2 separate regions of the Homo sapiens genome follow, and region 1 is linked to region 2. A link is a contact called in ENCODE Hi-C data. All regions are on one chromosome and are shown on one strand. Each heading gives the region's core, a stretch centred on a gene start or an enhancer-like site at or near the end of the contact. The rest is flanking DNA. Distances are from core to core; before and after follow the strand shown. Region 1 overlaps SOX2-OT (SOX2 overlapping transcript). Region 2 holds the start of TTC14 (tetratricopeptide repeat domain 14).

Evidence for each region. A loop is a pair of places that touch in the nucleus more often than their neighbours do. Pooled maps may share reads with other maps.
Region 1: a loop to region 2 is called in a pooled map, with 4 times the contacts of the local background. The contact joins the enhancer-like site here to the promoter of TTC14 in region 2. A Hi-C loop is called at or near these places in 6 of 50 pooled maps.

The regions. Positions count from the first base shown.
Region 1 is chr3:181,697,639-181,700,781 of GRCh38, reverse strand. It overlaps SOX2-OT (SOX2 overlapping transcript), which reads right to left. Exons shown (of 7, transcript NR_075092.1): 6 at 899-1,184. Among named protein-coding and RNA genes, the nearest start is that of SOX2, 13 kb to the left of the region's middle. Within about 2 kb of position 1,266, at least 2 of the 41 ENCODE cell types and tissues checked have a DNase peak (open chromatin) inside an H3K27ac peak, as active enhancers do.
Region 2 is chr3:180,600,780-180,603,914 of GRCh38, reverse strand. TTC14 (tetratricopeptide repeat domain 14) reads right to left here and starts at 1,752. Exons shown (of 12, transcript NM_133462.4): 1 at 1,493-1,752; 2 at 900-1,024; 3 at 592-791. The coding sequence starts at 1,653. TTC14-DT (TTC14 divergent transcript) reads left to right here and starts at 1,802. Exons shown (of 3, transcript NR_183700.1): 1 at 1,802-2,012. RefSeq lists an enhancer at 1,672-1,961.

The sequences.
Region 1 (3,143 bases), core at 17-2,516, 1.1 Mb before region 2:
AGGCTGAAAACAATCAATTTACTCCACTAATAGTCTCTAGTTTCTAAGTCTGCGGAGGAAAAAAACCAACAGCAATAACAAAAACCCAGCTGCTTTTCCCAGTACTGCATTACGAAAGTAAAACATTGGTTCAAGTTGCCATTAGAGGGCGCCAAAGAGCAAGCCCCATCACCCCTCGCTCGACTTCCCGCAGAAACCCTCCCACCTTCCAGCTTCGCCATGCTCTGTAATTCCTTCTCTCAGGTAATATTTCCTGCTTATTCTGCCCCCATGCATTTCTATCTTCCTCTATGTCAATCTCTTATAAAAAACGAGGTATCGCCATGTCCCCTTCCTCTTGTTTTGCAACTTCCCCCTACCCGTAACCACCACCAAAATAGTTAAGACGCCGATTGAAGTAGTAGCAACCCCTTAATGATATGTACCTTTTGAATCAAATCACTCTTTCCATTTAGTAACATTGGTCTGGAAGAGGTTCTTTATGGGGGTGAAATGCTAGAGTTTAACATTTTTAAGATGGAAGCCTGAATTTTTCATTAGTGGGTTTCTTTCTGGGGGCTCACAGATCTATTTCTTCAGTTTCATAGTAAAAGAAACACACCCTTGTAAGACAACTGATTAAGTTCAGTACCAAAACCGTCCAAAATAGGATGAAATAATGTCATTTCATTTCTGCATTTGTTAAATCTAAATTAGAATTTAATTCCAAAAGTTAACGCTTTCAGACTTAAATCTACCAGTGTTAAATGACTGCCACACAGGGTGTATTTCCAGATCTCTTAAAGGTCAAAAGAAAAAAAAAAAAAAGAAAGAAAAACAGAATGAGTGGGGAAGAAAGTGAGGTGGGGGGAGGAGTGAGCTAGCAGTGAATGTCAAAGTTGGGTTGCAAGCTACTTACATGTCCATGCCAGATCAGGGTGTTGTCTTGTAGCAGTTTGATTGGCAGGTAAAAAAGCGAAAGAACGTGAGGGCTCCCTGAGCCTCTTGTCAGCCCAAGCTTGATCACTTCTCACCGGACAGAACCAGTTGAAGGAGCTTGCAGTTCCCCTCTCGTCCTTCATCCAAGGCACCGTGAATCCATTTCGGCTTTTCTTCCCCCCAGTCTTTCCATCAGCCTCCTGCCTTCACCCACATCGCCTTACACCAGCCTCCAAGACCTAGCCTAGCTTTGCCACTGCAATCCCCTGCAACAAGAAAAATCGTTTATGGCTTAAAACCCCAAATGGCTGATTTTTTAAAAGAGAGAGAGAGAGAGAGAGGGAGAGGGAGAGAGAGAAGAGAGAGAGGGTGAGGGGGAGAGAGAGGGGGAGCGAGAAGAATGCACCCAGAGAACAACAAAAAAGTCAGTTATCCTAACACTGCTCTATCCCCCCACCGTACAGAAGAAGAATAAAAAAAAAAGCTTTATGTTTTTTCAGTGGGTATTCAAAGATAATTTGATGCCATTGTTTCTGCTACAGATGGTTCTTTTAAATACAATAACACGGCTCTTTGTGCAGGCTACCCACAATAAAAATCGAAAGCGTTCCCCTGAATAACCATTTTGTTCTCTCTTGTATGGGGCCAACAAAAGATGCCGTGAGGTAATGGGTTCTGTTTATTGAAGCCATAGAATAGGGGTTTGATAAAGATTTTTTTAAAGCAGAAGACCTTGCAAGGTCGGGCTGATCTCTTCATATTTTTTTATTACAATATTTGTCCAATAGATTATTCCTTGGTGCAGCTGCAGGTTTCCTCCTCAATTCTTAATCAGCCCAAACATCTGTCTCTTTGAGGAGGCTTTTAAAAATCTACAATTGTATCATTGGTGCAGTAACCTTATCAAACCCTGAGTTTTTAGGCTCAGTACAGGCAAAGGCAATGAAGTTTCAATTCTATTTGGTCCTGGTGGGGTGAGGCAGAGGGTTGGGGGAGAGGAGATAAGCAACCCCAGATAGAGTGACTGAAAAAAAAATGAGGCTTTACTCTCCCCCACTCTCTGGTTGGCCGTGCACAACTGTATGAGCCAGACACACAGATCACTGAGGGCTTCTTTCATCCCAAGGTGTTTCTCCCCATCTCTGCAAGACCCCGCCAGTATGCGCATGCTAGACAGGGGCTAGGCATGTTTTCTTAACATACTTGCCCTTTCCTCCAGTAAGGTCTCCAATCCTGGAAAACCTAGGATGGGAGCCCAGTGGGAGGAGTGGAACAAGCTAAAGGTTAGTCTTTAGCACCCAGAAAGTCCTACTCTTGGCTCTTTTTGATTCATCATTAGCTAGCTTTGACTCACTAATTGCAGCCATGTGAGGGACTGGTGGCCACAGCCTTCCTATTACAGCACCCTATCCCCTCAGGCTTGCTCTTACAGCCACCTGGCTTCCTCCCTCTCAGTTCCACAGAGAGCCTCCGCTTCCTCTCACAAGGGAAGCCCTGCCACCTAGACCCCCCTGAGGTCTGTATCAACTCTGAGAGAGCCTGAACACTTGGCAGTGAGGGCGCTGTGGGGGACAGTGTTAGTTACTGACTAGGTTTGTCTACCTTTCTATAGGAATTAATGCCAGGGCTCTCTGGGCCTCCAATAGCCCAGAGTGACAGTAATCCACTTTCATGACTCCTGCTCTGTGTTGTCACTTGTGGCAAGAAAATAATGTGGAAAAATGGCTTTAATCTTAAAAACATGTTTTCACTGGATTCTCTACCTCTGTCCTCCACCCAGTTCATTTCTCCCTTTCTTCTCATAAACCATTTTAAAGATAAACACACTCAAATGAATCCCTCGACTAACTGATCTCAACTTCCACTTTCCCTTTTGGAAACAATTATGTTATTGGTTTACAATTGGTCTGGAGTCATCTAATAAGGAATTTTTATGGACTATCATTTAAACACCAACTAAAGCCTTTCCTATGAAGCTTGAAAAACAAATACATCAAAACAGAAAATTAAGTAATTTTTCACATGGTTGTTTCTCAAAAATTCATTTTGTATCACAGGATAAAGAGTCCAATCTCAGTTAGAAAAGAATGAAAGTCAAGACAATACTAAAAAGTTATGTACCTCCCAATACTCTCTGGATCAAGAAAAATGTGTCTGTAAAAGTGTGAGTGCATTGGGGGTAGAAGGGAAGTGAAGAGAGTAAATCAAGAGTGACTTTCACCAGA
Region 2 (3,135 bases), core at 503-3,002:
GAAAATGAAATGCCAATTCTCCAAAGTATTTTGTCTGTTATCCAATCTGTAATACCTTCTGCTTTTCTTCCTTTTTATCTGCCTGGATAGATGGCAAATACCCAATCTTTTATCGTGACACATTAGTTTAAATTCAGGACTATCCATCTTGGGCAAAGTATCTTAATATAATGTACAAACCACTTACATTTAATTATTGTAAATATATAAATGAAACTTCTCTCCAAATTATCCACATGAAAATATACAATGCCAAATATTAACTAATTAAGAATACATATGTTCAACTACAAGAAATAAGTCTGAATATCAATCAACCTCACCACGTCCACTGATACCTCTTTGAGCATTTAGAAAAGAACACTGTGCCTGCCAACCAGTTTAAATTTAAAAAATCCCAAAAACCAGAAATGGAGGGAGAAACTGGGTAACTTACACTAATTTTTTTAAACTATTTTTCTCCAATTAACATTTAATTTCCAAAAGCATCTTGGCAGGTATACTTGAGCACAACTGCATGCAAAGATATAGTTCTTGCATTGAGATGCGTTAACAAAAACAGAAGCAATCCAAGTAACAAAAATAACTTACTGTGATTTCTAAGTGGGCTATATCTCTCATGATACCACTTCCTAAACAGATCAACACCATGAAAAAACCGAATTCCCGAATAGAACTAATTCTTCCAATCACTATATCACCACGCTCAATATCTCGGAAAAACAGCTCTCTCCGATCCATACTAGGTATCTCCATGAATTGCTCTAAAGGTGGCATGATTGCATAATGATCTAAAAAAAAAAAATTAACAAAATCACTAACGATAGTTTTGAGTTCCGTTTCACCTGAAGTACTGTTAAACCGAACCGCAATCTTAAAGATTTTAAGGCTAAACTGACCTTCACTGTCTTCATTAATTTCAGAAGTTGCAGGTGCATCTGATTTCCAGGAAAGTGCAAAAAGCAGATCCGCTTTTTTGGAGATGAATTTCTGTATCTCGATGTTGTCAACTCTCTTCTCTTTTCTTAAAAAGAAAAAAATATATATGAAAATTGGGTTATCTGCAAAGCCTCTTTACTTCTAACCTTCTGCTTATGGCTTTCATCGCCCATTCCGCTCCATCCTAAGCTGCAGACAATACAACCTCAGACAAAAAGTTTTAACTAGGCATTCCCTCATTAACCAACCTGGAGGTGGAGAGCGGGGAAACTTAAAAAGTGACGCCTCCAACTCAGATAGGAAAGCTCAAGGGATTTTTAGCTAAGGAATCTGCGCCTCTACCAAGCAGTGCCAGAGAAAAAGTTCAGCCCGCATCCCGCATTGCACAACCCAGGAGCGCCCCCCGTCCACCCAGCCCAAGACACCAGCGCGCGATCGTCCTGTGCTCACGGCCGCGGCTCCACTTCCTCTAGACGCAAACCCGGGGCTGCGGTAGTGGCTGCCAGAGCTGCGTCCCCTCTTCCGTGGCGCAGTGGCACCAACGTCTCATTACCTGCCCTGCAACGGGTGCTGGGGCGGCGGGCCCCGGGCTGGCTCGGCGGCCGACCCCAGGAGGCTACGGAAGTGTGGATTGTCCTGCTGTTCGCTCCGAAGTAGAGAGAGCAAAGACGACCCGTGGCAATTTAGCGACTGCCGCAAAAGGTCCCGGTCCATGGCTAGAGAATGCAGGGCCCGGAGGCCGACGGGCTGATAGTTCCCTGTTCCGTGTCCGCTACTTGAGCCGGGTGGTACAGGAAGCGGAAGAAACTGTCTGGAGGCTGCCGGAAGTACACAGACAGCACAACCAGTTACACCCGGAAGTGTTCTGGGGTCGCCCCCACGGCGGCGCGGCGGAGCTCAGCCTCGATCTCGCGAAACCGAGCGAGACTACGGAAGGCCGAAGGATTGGGCTCAGCATTGCTTGGGCTAAAGGCTGACTAGGGCTTCCAGGAAGTGATGTATGTGAGAAGTTTGCTTTTTAAAGTGTACGTGGGATCGTTATTACGTCGAAATAGCTCGAGCTGTAACCTAGGGTAAATAATAATTCCTTTTCGTATTCATCAAGGTGCTTCTAAGTGCCAGTGCCAGGGTAAGAACCCTATACGAGTCTCCAAGCTTCTTCCCTCGACGTACTCTCTGCGTAAATCAATACCTGTGTCTCTGGCGTAACCCCATTCAACCGGCTGCTCCGGGAAGGTTTCCAGGTGGTTTTAAGGGCAGAAGAAAGGAAGGACACGGACATTTGTTAAGCACCTGGAGTGGTGTTCTCCATCCATACCCCATTTACTGTTAGTGATTGTGAATTCTAAAACCAGGATGGCTTTAATGTCTCCACACGTGCATATGCCATTCAAGTTTTACAATAACTAATGAACACATGCATTTCTTATTTAGTTTATCTCAATGGTTGCTCAAAATTTAGTGTCTGTGGGACTTACTGTATAGTGGTATGTACGCAAAAGTCAATATACTGTTCTTATGGACAATTCAAGTGATTTTCAAAGGGAATTTCAACTTAGGTCCCCCATCCCCTTACTTACTGACTTGAGAACCTAACCACTATGGTAGCTATTGTACTTTTTCATTTTAGAAAACGAGGAAACATGCTCAGAGAGTCCCAGTAAATTGCTCAATGGCACACAGCTAGTAAGAGGCTAGAGTTAGGATTCCAAACGAAGTATTAATTGGTCTTCTCAGGCAGAGTTGCTGGATTGAGTATTTTATCATATGGAAGGTCTAACTAACCCTAATTTTGAGATCATGTAGCTTCGTTTTATTCCAGTATAAAATTTGTACCATTTAAATATGTTCAGTGTAAATAGTTCAGTATAGTCCTCTTGAACAGAAATAAACGGTGACAGTTAGTCTCTCCACTTCCCACCATGTGTCTTTGAGGAAATCAACTTGCCTTTCACTGTGTTACCACTTTTGTATAGGAGATCTAGCCCAGAACATAATCGATACTGCCACACTGTTTTGTGGAAAACCCAGGCAAATAGGTAAACAGTTTGAGACTTGAGAAAATGCAACAAACAAGAATGCAACTGTAAAAGATAAATTTGGGTTAGGCACGGTGGCTCACACCTGTAATCCCAGTACTTTGGGAGGCCGAGGGTGGATCACTTGAGGTCAGGAGTTCAGAGACCAGCTTGGCCA